Regions from separate parts of the Mus musculus genome. Here all the other regions are linked to region 1. A link is a contact called in ENCODE Hi-C or POLR2A ChIA-PET data. All regions are on one chromosome and are shown on one strand. The core of a region is the stretch at or near the end of the contact, and the rest is flanking DNA. Distances in the headings are between cores, read along the strand shown. Region 1 holds the start of E4f1 (E4F transcription factor 1). Region 2 holds the start of Nthl1 (nth (endonuclease III)-like 1 (E.coli)). Region 3 holds the start of Zfp598 (zinc finger protein 598).

Region 1 (3,887 bases), core at 553-3,052:
GCCAGAGTGAGAAGGAAAATAAAGAAATAAAAATAAATAAAAGGGACTTGGAAACAATACAAAAATATAAAAGCAAATTATACAAGAATGTTCAGAGCAACACTTTATATTAGCCAAAATGATAGATACAAGTTGACTGTAAATGAAATATAAATGCATTGTTTATACGATGCATTTCAATATTATTCAATAACTCACTTTCTGTTTCTCTCTCTTCTCCCCCTTCTCTTATGTCTTAGGCTGGCTTTGAACTCCCTATTTAGCTAAGGATCATCCCCCAAATGTTGGGATTAACCTGAGATACTCTGTTCATTTTTTATTTTATTTTATTCATTTTGTGCTTGATAGGTGAGCTGGCTACCAAAATGAGCTACAGTCAGTACAGGTTTTGATGATGAAAATGTTCTAGAACTAAGTCAGGCATATTCCCAGCACCAAGTTACCGGGGCCACCGAGTTACTGGCCACAGGGAGCTACAAAGCCAGACCCTGTCTCAAATCGACCAATGAACCAATCAGTTAACCAATTTTGGTGATAAGCGCTCAACTCAGTCGGTGTACTAAATGTCACAAATGGTCACTTTTATGTATACTTTTCAATACTTTTCATATACCGAATAAAAGTCTTGGGGCTGGCTCGCTGGCTCAGTGGGTAAGAGCACTGACTGTTCTGAAGGTCCTGAGTTCAAATCCCAGCAACCACATGGTGGCTCACAACCACCTGTAATGAGATCTGACGCCCTCTTTTGTTGTGTCTGAAGACAGCTACAGTGTACTTATAATAAATAATCTTTGGGCCAGAGTGAGTACAGACTGAATGAGCGAGGTTGACTAGAGCAAGCAGAGGTCCTAAATTCAATATCCAACAACCACATGAAGGCTCACAACCATCTGTACAGCTACAGTGTACTCCTATACATAAAATAAATCTTTACAAAAAAAGTCTTTGGAAAGGAGCACTCGAACTATCTCCAAATGGAGTTCTTTCTCATGCCCAGGAAATTCTGACATTGCAACCCAGGTCTGAGTCCAGGATTCTATATTGGGTAGCAACCCTAAAGAGTTCAGATTCTCTGGGCGGCTAAGAACACATTGGCTGTGTATCTAGGTTCATTTCCCAACACCTACATGTAACTTCATCTGTAATTCCAGTTCCAGGTCAGACACCCTCTTCTGGGCCCCACGGGCGCTAGGCATGCACGTGGTGCACAGACATGTATGCAGACAAACCATACTACATTAAAAAAACAAAACAAAAAAGTGAGAGAAGGGGTTGGAGAGATGGCTCAGCGGTTAAGAACACTGACTGCTCTTTTGAAGGTCCTGAGTTCAAATTCCAGCAACCACATGGTGGCTCACAACCACCTGTAAAGAGATCTGACGCCCTCTTCTGATGCGTCTGAAGATAGCTACAGTGTACTTAATGAATAAATCTTTAGGCCTGAGCGAGCAGGGACTGAGCAAGTGGAGTTGACCTGAGCAAGTGGGGCAACCAGAGCAACCGGAGCAAGCAGAGGTCCTAAAAATTCAATTCCCAACAACCATATGAAGGCTCACAACCAGCTGTACATGTACTCATATACATAAAGTAAATAAATCTTTTTTTAAAAAAGTGAGAGAAAGGGAGAGTTCTTACTCCACGGATAGTTCACTTTGGACCAAGTCCTGCCAATTTAACACAAGCCACGCCCACTTCCGCCCTGATGTCTGGCGCTGATGGCTCTCAAAGAGCCAAGCTCCACCTCTACTGACGCGCTAGACCGCAACCCATAGCCCCGCCTTTTTGCCTGTCCGTCAAATTCGTTTTTGTCCCGCCCCCTGCCTGTCGGACACGCAGCCCTCGGTGCGGCCCGTTGTTATGACGACATGGTCGTAAATCCGCCATCTTCCTGTGGCGCGTTGCGACATGGAGGGCGCGATGGCAGTGCGGGTGACGGCCGCTCATACGGCAGAAGCCCGGGCCGAAGCCGGGCGTGAAGCGGGCGAGGGCGGGGTTGCGGCGGCGGCGGCCTTGTCCTCCGGCGGCTTCCTTGGGCTCCCAGCGCCCTTCAGCGAGGAAGGTAACGAGCCTACCGAAGCCTGGTGCGGCCGGGGTGCGGGCGGCTCTGTCCGGGCTGCGGTGTACGGTCTCGCCCGGATCCTGGCTACTCGAGTGTCTGTAAACCTTCACAACTCTCACAGGTTTCCCTTCGGACTGCCTCTAACCCGTTGGGCCAGATGCAGAGGCTCACAGGGAGCCCATTTCTCCAGCCCCTTGGGGTCGATCTGGCCAAACAAACATCGCTCGCTCCTCTTCAGCGCCCATCAGCCCTAGCTTCTGCTTCTCCTCTGCCACTCGGGCCTTAGTTCGGGCGGAGCTGGAGACTGGAGGCGGGGCCGCTCTGTCAGACAGGGATTAGGGACCTGACCTGGGGAGGCGGCACCGCCCCACTGAGGACCTGGGCCTTCCCTACGGGGTGGAGCAACGCTTCCAAGAATGTGCGGAACACCCCCCGCTCAATCCGACTTGTACCATTACTTAAACCAAGCTCGAAAGGCGAACTATCATTACTACTATTCACTTCAGAGATGGAGATAATTGAGGTTCAAGGTCGTCCATCTGGTTCCTGTCAAGGATCAGATTGGAGCCGGGGCTGTAACTCCTCTCTTAAACCCTTTAATTTTTCCTAGGAGTATGGCAAAGAGTTAAAATCGTGTCTGTATGCCGAGGGCTGTGTTGGCACCAAGGATTACGTCTCTAGGTGCTGATATTTTTTAGAGGTGGTTTGGGTATCTCCTGTGCATTAGTTCCACGGAGCTGTAGATTTGATCAGACAGGAAGTGGTTTGACAAGTATTACTGGTATATTGCTGCTCTTTGTCATGAAAGAACTCAGTCCCACTGTAATTTTTTTTTCCCTTATTTCAGCTTGGAGAGAGTCAGTTACCGTCTCAGGGAACTCTTTGGAGTTTCTAGGTTTTTTGTTTGTTTGTTTGTTTGTTTGTTTGTTTGAGACAGTGTTTGTATAGTTCTGGCTGTCCTGGAACTCACTCTGTAGACCAGGTTGGCCTCGAACTCAAAAATCTGCTTGCCTCTGCTTCCCAAGTGCTGGGATTAAAGGCATGAGCCACCACTATCCAGCTGAGTTCCTGGTTTTTGTTTTTGTTTTTTAAAGACAGGGTCTCACTATGTAGATTTGGCTGGCCTTGAACTCACAGAGATGGTCCTGACTCAGTCTCCCCATTGCTGGGATAAAGGCATATGCTTGTAGGTTCTTGGGTCTACTTATGACATTGGTTCTCAGACTTCCTAATACTTCCATCCTTTAATACAGTTCCTTATATTCTGGAACTCCCAACCGGAAAGTTGTTTTGTTGCTACTTCATAACCGCAAGTTTGCTACTGTGCTGATTTGTAATGTAGATATTTGGTAGCAACCCCAAGGGGTCGGGACCCACCTGTTGAGAACCTCTGGTTTATGGTCTTAGTGTGAAATGGGATAGGTGTGTCCTTTTCTGGGTCAGGGACTCTTTGAGTATCAACATTTTGGTGCTGAGTCAGACTCTAAATGAGTGGGGTGGGAGGGGTAAGGCTCTTCGGTGTTTAGTTTGTGTGAGCAGAGTGGAGGGCACCACCCTCTTTCAGGTGGCCTATGGGCCAGTCATAGCTTGGGTTTGACCTTTTATTTGATCATTAATTTGTCATTGACTCCTCCTTGTCCCAGGCTGGGTTTGACTTTGATGTGGGACTGACTATAAGACAGTGGAAACAAGACAGACTGTTTTGGAAGCTTGAGTCTGGCTGGCTCAGCTCAGTGACCTTGAACCCTAGTAATCTCTCTAGGATAAACTAAGTCATCTCTTTCCCCAGGATGCTGGCATGATTTGGTTAAATTCTTAAGTGCTAAGT
Region 2 (4,167 bases), core at 1,051-3,550, 180 kb before region 1:
TGAAGAGTCTCTGTCGTCAGAGATGCCCGCCTCACATCCTCAGAACAGTGCCCCCTCTTGGCTCTGTTGCCAAAGGTAATGCTTACCCTCCAGAAGCCCACAGGGTAGATGAGTCTGCCTAGCGTGTCATCATCGGTCTGCAGGATGCTCTCCACAGTCAAGCCCCGGGCCCGGAGCCGTTGCATAGCACCTGCTGTGACCTGGTCTTTGGTCTGGCTGGAGAGCATCAGCGACAGGAGTACCTGGTACCTCCTCACCTGCTTGTGCAAGGACGGGTCCCAGTCAAGTCCCTTACCCATCTGTCTTGTCACATACTTCTATAGAGTAGCCGAAGCTTGGATGAATTGCTTGGAATCATACCTTGTATGGGATGGATATTAGACCATAGCTAGCTGCTACTGTTACAGTGTAACACTACTCATTTTATAGACAAGAAGGGCCAGAGTTAGAGATACTCAGGATACCAGGATCCGAAGGTAGTTAGCCCTATGGTTAGTCTAAGGAACCAACACAATGTAAGGGAGTCTGCTTCTCCTGCATTATTGGATGTTCCCAAATGCACCACCACTGTGCATGAGGCTTCAAGTCTCAGACACTCTGCCATGCACGGTGGCCACAATGATTGACAGGTGATGTACGTTGTACATGTTCTAAGGTTATGGGAGGAGCGCATCTTCCTGGGTATGTATGTATGTATGTATGTATGTATGTATCCTCCTGTATGGCAGCAGGGAGAGCTGGCAGGTCTTGCTCTTTTTCTGGTAGAGACCTAAAAGGAAGTAAGCACCTTGCTGGATAGGCGGAGGTGTTGCATACCTTCGGGGAGGCACTTGCATCATAGCAGTGCTCGGCGCCTAGCTGGTCCACAGGTGCATCCTTCTTGCTTCTCATGATGCGGATGTTGGCCAGTTGCTGCTGCCAGTTCTGGGGCTCCCAAACGGGCACTTTGAGGGGCTCAGCATCTTCGCCTTCCTCACCATTAGCCGCTTCATAGGCCACATGCGTTTTCTGTGTTCTCCGTGGATGTCTCACGGGCCTGTGGCTTTTTCTTCCTTCTGCAAAAAAGTGCCATTCAGTCTTTGGAGTGGGTTTTATATGAGGGTGGGGGAAGGGTGCTGCTTACCTGCCAATCCACATCCCCACACTTGTTTGTGCAACTAACTGTCCATTATCTACCACGATGTGTACAGAAGTGCTGTGCTCTGCCCTTGTCACAACAGTACATGACAGTCTGACAAAGTGCCTGTTAGCACACCGACACTAGTAACAGCCTCTAGGATAATATAACCTCTCTCCTTTGTCCCAAGTCCTTTGAGTTACATTCAAGAGAACCTCTCTCTTCACACCCAAACTGGACAGTGCAACTCCCCTTTCAGAAATCGTTGCATTTAGGATGAGCTCCAAACTCTACTACTATAAAACATTTGCTGCCTTAACAGTATCAACACTTTCTGTGGCCCTTGGCCCTTGCCAAGCCTCAGCCTGGATCCCAGCGGATCTCTACTACTGAACCGATTCTGGGAGACCATTGCTGCCTACGCACACTCCTGCTCTAGCCACTTATGTCTAAGTCCCAGGCGGGGACGGGCTGATAATTACTCCCTGAGTACCACTAGTTGGCACATAGTAGGCCCTTAATGGCTACAGGACAAACACAATGAGTGCCATGCCCTTTCCTGTTTTCTCTCTGGGCCTGTTTTCTTTCAGAACCACCGTCCAGCTGGGAGAGAAGACTTCTAGCTGGGTGTGTTCTTGGCACACAGCCTGGCCCTACAAGAGAGGGAGGCAGCTCTGAGAACAGAGCTGTGTCCCACGGACAGCCTGGAGCAAGTGAATGTCCTAAGCTAGGCTGGTTGGACTAAAACTTTTCACTGGCGATAAGGGTGGATGAATACATCCAGAACCCAGTCTTACGGACCCTGCAGACCCTGCGGGTCCCAGACCCTTGGAAGAAGCTAGAAGTGGGGCCACGTGAGATTTAAGCGTAGCTTCAATTCAAGATTCAAGGCAGCTGCCTACTCCGCGGCGCCTAGAGTTTAGGTCAGATGCTGCGGCCCGGGACGCAAGCCTGGAGCCAAAGTTCCACGTTCCTCCTTTCCTCCAAAACGCCTGCAGGCGCAGAGCTACCTGCAGCAGCCTCTCGCGGGGCGAGCTCCTCCCTACACCCTTCCGACGCGATCCTAGTCGCGCGGCTCCGACTGCGAGTCACCATCCGCACCCCTGAGTTCATGCCTGGGCTGTAAACTACTCCTCCGAGCAGCCCCGCGATCCCACCACTTGCTCAACGCGCACGCGAAACTACAATTCCCAGAGAGCTCAACGCAAATAGTCAGCAAAGCCTCGCCCCCGGAAGTACGGGTTGCGCTTCCGGCAGCTGCCCTGGGCCGGGGGTGTGCGCCCTTCCCTGGGTGCAGGAGGACCTGCGCGCGAAAGGCGCGCGCGGGGTGAGTAGCCCTGGAGGCTCTGACTGCTGGGGCGGGTTGCGATGGTTTGTGTGGTCGCGTCGCGATGGGGTGAGGGGAATTGGTCGTTCTGATTCCAATCCTCCGCCGCTCCCACCGCTGACAAGTCCTAGCGCTTCAAGCCCTCCATTGCGAATGTGAGCGGGCCTCTGCATCTATTCACGCGACAGCTCCTCCTTAACCTAGGGAGAACTAATGGCAATCAACAGGCGGGTCGCTAGAGTAAGCCTATACCTCCGGAGTTGATTTGTGGCTGAGTTCCTCCTGCATGGAGTTGAGTTGCCCCAGAGGCTGTAGGAAGGACAGGTTATTGCCTACCCTTGACCTAGGATTCTGGAGGTTCGCCTCGAGGGCAGAAGGGAGAACCTTTCCTGGGGTGTATCAAATAATATGTTTATTTCTACACAGAGCAGTTCTCTAGTACTGCCCTGCCCACCATGGCCAAACCAACAAGCAAAGATTCCGGCTTGAAGGAGAAGTTCAAGATACTGTTGGGATTGGGAACATCGAGGCCAAATCCCAGGTGTGCAGAAGGCAAACAGACTGAGTTTATCATCACATCGGAAATCTTGAGAGTGAGTGAGTGGCCAATGTCTTGGCTAGCCCAGCACAAAGGCTAGGAAGGCTGGGTTTGTCTGTCATTGGGTTCTGTGGGAGATGGGTTGCTGGTAACCATCTGCATAGGGCTGCTGTCCCCAGTACTGTGGAGACAGATATATGCCTGTCCTCAGGATCTTGGTGTCCTGCTTTAGCACACTTGCCTTAGAAGTTAGGTGTTGTATGAAAACTTATTTTGTTTAGTGTTATGGTAGATAGATGCCCTGTACTCTCTCAGCACGTGAGAGGCAGAGGAGATAGGATTATGAAGTTGGAGGCAACATAATTGTAACCCACCTGAGCTACAGTAGTGAGACTGGGTCCTCCTCTCCTCAAAGATGTTCGTTTCCTTTTTTAAATTGGAGATCCACCCTTTCTTTTTAGGAACTTTTAAAAAAAGATTTATTTATTTAACATACACACACACACACACACACACACACACACACACACACACACACACACACACTGTAGATGACACACCAGAAGAGGGCATCAGATCCCATCACAGATGGTTGTGAGCCACCATGTGGTTACTGGGAATTGAACTCAGGACCTCTGGAAGAGCAGTCAGTGCTCTTAACCACTGAGCTATCTCACCAGCCTCGAGATCCAGCCTTAAAAAACCAAACCAAACACAACAAAACAAAATGCTGGGTGATGGTGGTGGTTGGTGTATGCTGCTAATCCTGCCCAGCACTGGGGAAGTTCAGTACAGCCAGAGATACACAGAGAAACGCTGGAGAGACAGAGGAAGGGATGGAGCGAGGGAGGGAGAGAGAGAGAGAAAAAAAAACAGAGAGAGGAAAGAAACCCCATTGGTTTACAGGGGAAATGCAGAACAACGTTAGGTGGTTTATGGCCAGTGGGTAAGAAGACCTCTTTTTAAAAGCTCAGCCCTTTTCCTCTTTTCTCTTCTCTAGGAACTGAGTGGTGAATGCGGCCTCAACAATCGCATCCGAATGATAGGGCAGATCTGTGATGTGGCAAAAACTAAGAAGCTTGAGGAGGTGGGTTTGCCTCAGCTGCACTGCTGGAGTAGTGCATGCCCACTGCAGGCTGTAGAGAGTCATGCCCACTGCAGGCTCTAGAGAATCTCCAGTCTGCG
Region 3 (3,894 bases), core at 123-2,622, 210 kb before region 1:
AGGAGGTAGAGGCAGGTGGATCTGTGTGACTTCAAGGCCAGTCTGGTCTAGAGAATGAGTTCCAGGACTGCCAGAGCTACAGGCCCTGTCTCAAATACGGGATATGGTGGTGCACTGCCTTTAATCTCAGAAATCAGGAGGCAGATACTGGTTCTACATAACAAGTTCCAGGCCAGCCAGGACTACATAGTGAGACCCTATCTCAACGAGAAAGAAAAAGGTCAGAAAGAAAAGAAAAAAAAAAAAAAAAACTCAAAATTTTGGCATCATTTCTATCTCTGCATCACTTCTAAGAACAGGAAAGGGTGATTCCCTGGCAGAAGCCACTAGCCAAAACCTTCCACGAACCAACCAAGGTAATTTCACAATTCTGGAAGCAAACAGATCTCTACGGGCAGCAAACCAAGGGAGGTTCAGCTGGATACTCCCCATCAAAGGCTGGCATTGCTGGAGTCCTCTGACCCCCTTCGGGATTTCCAAGTCTAGACAGCCAGAAACATCCTCTTCCCACCACTCTGGAAGGAAGCCTCAAAGCTAGAACTAGTAACGAGGAGGAAAACTTCCTAAAATTGTGGACCACCAAGCACCTAGGAATCAGGTCCTGGTATCACCTCCACTCTACAAATGGAAACGCTGTCTCAGGAGCTAAGGATCACCGGTGGGGCCCAGAAGCCCAACTAGTCTGGAAATGTCCAGTTTAACCCTTTTTTTCCAGAGCAGTCAGCTTCCAGAATAGACAGTGTCTGGAGGTTCCCCCTGGCTGTCTGCTCCTCCTCAGTGACGATCCCGAAAAAATTAAGATTCACAGACAGGAGGGCTCTCGACCTGACCTTGCCCTTCCCGCAGCCAGGTCATAGGGAAAAGTCCCCAGGCTTAGAGTTCCCACAGACATCGCTCCTCCTTCCCCAGCCCGGCCGCCTCTGGCTTCTCCCAGCCCCAGGAGGCCCGGTGATCGCATGGCGCCCCGACCGACCACCCGGCCTCCGGAGGGAGCGGGTGAGGCCAGGCCGCGGCCGGACACCGAGCAGGCAAAGCCATCAGGAGTCCGCCCTCCCCGCGCCCCGTCGCGCGCCCCGCTGGCGCACCTGGCGCAGCTCCTCGCGGCACACGGCGCAGTAGCGCTGCTCGCACAGCACCCGCATCTTGGTAGAGCACCGGTAGCACACCGGGTGATCGCAGCGGCCCAGCGCCGTAGCCTCCAGGTCACCGCAGCACAGCACGCAGCTCCCGCCGCCCCGCTCCGGCGCTGCCACCGCCTCCAGAGCCGCGCGCCGCCCCTCGGCGCCCGCCGCCGCCGCCATGGCCGGGCTCCGGCCCCCTCCTGGCCGGCGCGGCACAGCGCGGCCTGGCTCCCGGCGGACCCGCCCCTTCCGTCGACGTCACTGCCCTCAGGCAACCGCCCGCCTGGCGGAAGTGCGCACTGCGACTTCCGCCCGGGCCTGGTGTTGTACAGAGCTGCCATTCGCTCATGACTGCTGCTCAAGCCTTTCCAGTCATTTAAATGCGGAGTCTCTCCGCCTTCGCCGACGCAAGCTCTGGAAACGCCGGAGGAGCTACAGGGTTTCCAGCATCATTTCCGATAAAACACGAACTGTGGTTTGTTTTTCGAGACAGGGTTTCTCTGTGTAGCCCTGGCTGTCCTGGAACTCACTCTGTACACCAGGCTGGCCTCGAACTCAGAAATTCGCCTGCCTCTGCCTCCCAAGTGCTGGGATTAAAGGCATGCGCCACTATGCCCGGCTCGATCAGTCTTAAGCTAAGTATCACACAAACATTACTTGGACGTAGTATGTAGTATGTTTGTATCTTAAATGCAAATTTCACTGGATGTCCTGGGAACATAGCTTAGTGGCAGAGACTTGCCTACCGTGCCTAGGTTCCATTCCCAGCACAAAATACATACATAAGTAATTCAGCTAGTAATGACTGAATCCGACAAATTTTTAGGAACCTTTCTATAGCCCTGCACCTCTCTTGTGTTTGGAACATAAGCCTCTGACATCAGGACATCCAGACATTCTCACCCAATCCCACTAGAGAAGGGACCTCGTGTTTTCTTGGTTGTAAGACAGACACATCCAGCCAGACATAGTATGTAGGAAAGGGAAGCACCCAGAGGTGCTTGAGTGGATAGTAGTGAACCGGAGGCTTCAAGTCTGCAGCTGTTGGGCGGTCTCCGGATTTCTGATGAAGCGAGATGGGTCCAAATCTGAACCCTTTCTAGAAAGAGTCAGTATATTGTGTGTGTGACCCCAGAGTGCCTATGGCTAGCTAGAATCAGAAATGACTTAAACCCCTAATCCTGGTACCTAGACTTACATGCTTCTGAACTAGGTTGCCCCACTGAAGCCTATAACCTCATTTGTAAAACTGGGGTCGCCATACCAACTATGTAAAGCAGACCGGGCTACATTTGCCATCTTCGGACAGATAGGGGGATTTACCTTTCTTAGGCAACTGGGCAGGGCTAAGTATTGTTAAAATGACAGGGTGTGGTCACATACCTTTCATCCTAGCACTCACAGGCATAGACTTTGTAAGTTTTGAAGTCAGCCTGGTCAACATAGTTTCAGGCCAGCCATGGCTACGTAGAAGTGAGACACTGTCTCAAAAAAAAAAAAATCTGTTAAAATGGAGGACTGGAGAGATGGCTCAACAATTAAGAGCACTAGCTTTTCTTGCAGAAGTCCTAGGTTCAATTCCCAGCACCACATGAAGGCTCACAACCAGTTCCAGGAGGTTTAATATCTTCTGGTCTCTGAGGGCACCAGGCACACACGTGGTACACAGGCAGGAAAGCAAAACACGTCCATAGAAAATAAAAATAAATTTTAAAAAATGAAAACATTTCTGTTAAGATGACAATTGAATGTTAATGATAAGCTCGTTAGATGCTGATGGCAAGTACTTTATTGTCCCAGTTTGTGCAAATAAGTACAGGCTGAGGGATGGTGAATGTGGCTTCCTAATTGACAGCTTTTGGCCTCACCCTTTGCTGCCCTGGCTTTTTTTTTAGTCAGCCAGCCAGCCAGACTACCCATCTGCCACCATTCTGAACACTCCTTAGACACCTGAGAAAACAACGCAGTGAACAGAGTTGATTATCCCTCTCCTAAAGGCACAGCCTCAATCAGAGAGCTGTTTGAAACAGTTCACACCAGACTTTTTTTTTCTTTTTTTTCCGAGACAGGGTTTCTCTGTGTAGCTCTGGCTGTCCTGGAACTCACTCTGTAGACCAGGCTGGCCTCAAACTCAGAAATCCCCTTGCCTCTGCTTCCCAAGTGCTGGGATGGATTAAAGGTGTGAGCCACCACTGCCCGGCTACACCAGACATTTTTAAACCTACACACCTGGAACTCTAGATGACCCTGTAGTCATCTCAGGCTAGAAAGGAGGACTATTTCCCATGATTGGCCAGCAGAGGGCCTACTGTGACTGAGGAGACAAGGCTGTGATTGGCATAAACATTCTCTAGCCAGGTAAGCAGACTGGCTGTTCCAGCTCAGGCCGTGAGTCACGCGAAAGCTCTCCTCTCCTACCTCTTGTGTTGCCGGTTTAGATTTAGTAAAAGGCATCTCTACAGGGGTTTTTCTTGCCTGTTTTTTTTTTTTTTTGGGGGGGGGGGTTCGAGACAGGTTTTCTCTGTATAGCCCTGGCTGTCCTGGAGTTCACTTTGTAGACCAGGCTGGCCTCGAACTCAGAAATCCGCCTGCCTCTGCCTCTGCCTCCCGAGTGCTGGGATTAAAGGCGTGCGCCACCACGCCCAGCTCTTCTTGCCTGTTTTTAATAGAGCTGACTGAATTGGTAGCATGAGAAAGAGCAGATGAGTAGCTGTGGTACTGTGACAGCACAGCTGCCCAGCACATTGGGAAATGCACAGTCATGCAGTCCATG

What was found. Hi-C counts contacts between places; a loop is a spot of excess contacts on that map. ChIA-PET counts read pairs that join two places held with the same protein, here RNA polymerase II (POLR2A).
Region 2: POLR2A ChIA-PET joins it to region 1 with 11 read pairs in embryonic stem cell. The contact joins the promoter of Nthl1 here to the promoter of E4f1 in region 1. POLR2A ChIA-PET finds 5 or more read pairs at or near these places in 2 of 5 experiments (Patski and embryonic stem cell).
Region 3: POLR2A ChIA-PET joins it to region 1 with 11 read pairs in Patski. The contact joins the promoter of Zfp598 here to the promoter of E4f1 in region 1. A Hi-C loop is called at or near these places in 1 of 37 maps with a recorded cell type or tissue (Patski). POLR2A ChIA-PET finds 5 or more read pairs at or near these places in 2 of 5 experiments (Patski and embryonic stem cell).

Annotation. Positions count from the first base shown.
Region 1 is chr17:24,453,307-24,457,193 of GRCm38, reverse strand. E4f1 (E4F transcription factor 1) reads left to right here and starts at 1,802. Exons shown (of 14, transcript NM_001301784.1): 1 at 1,802-2,059. The coding sequence starts at 1,906.
Region 2 is chr17:24,630,815-24,634,981 of GRCm38, reverse strand. It overlaps Nthl1 (nth (endonuclease III)-like 1 (E.coli)), which reads right to left and starts at 2,300. Exons shown (of 6, transcript NM_008743.2): 1 at 2,128-2,300; 2 at 817-1,055; 3 at 87-257. The coding sequence starts at 2,230. It overlaps Tsc2 (TSC complex subunit 2), which reads left to right and starts at 2,355. Exons shown (of 42, transcript NM_001286713.1): 1 at 2,355-2,444; 2 at 2,871-3,037; 3 at 3,983-4,069. The coding sequence starts at 2,900.
Region 3 is chr17:24,667,165-24,671,058 of GRCm38, reverse strand. It overlaps Zfp598 (zinc finger protein 598), which reads right to left and starts at 1,372. Exons shown (of 12, transcript NM_183149.2): 1 at 1,086-1,372. The coding sequence starts at 1,301.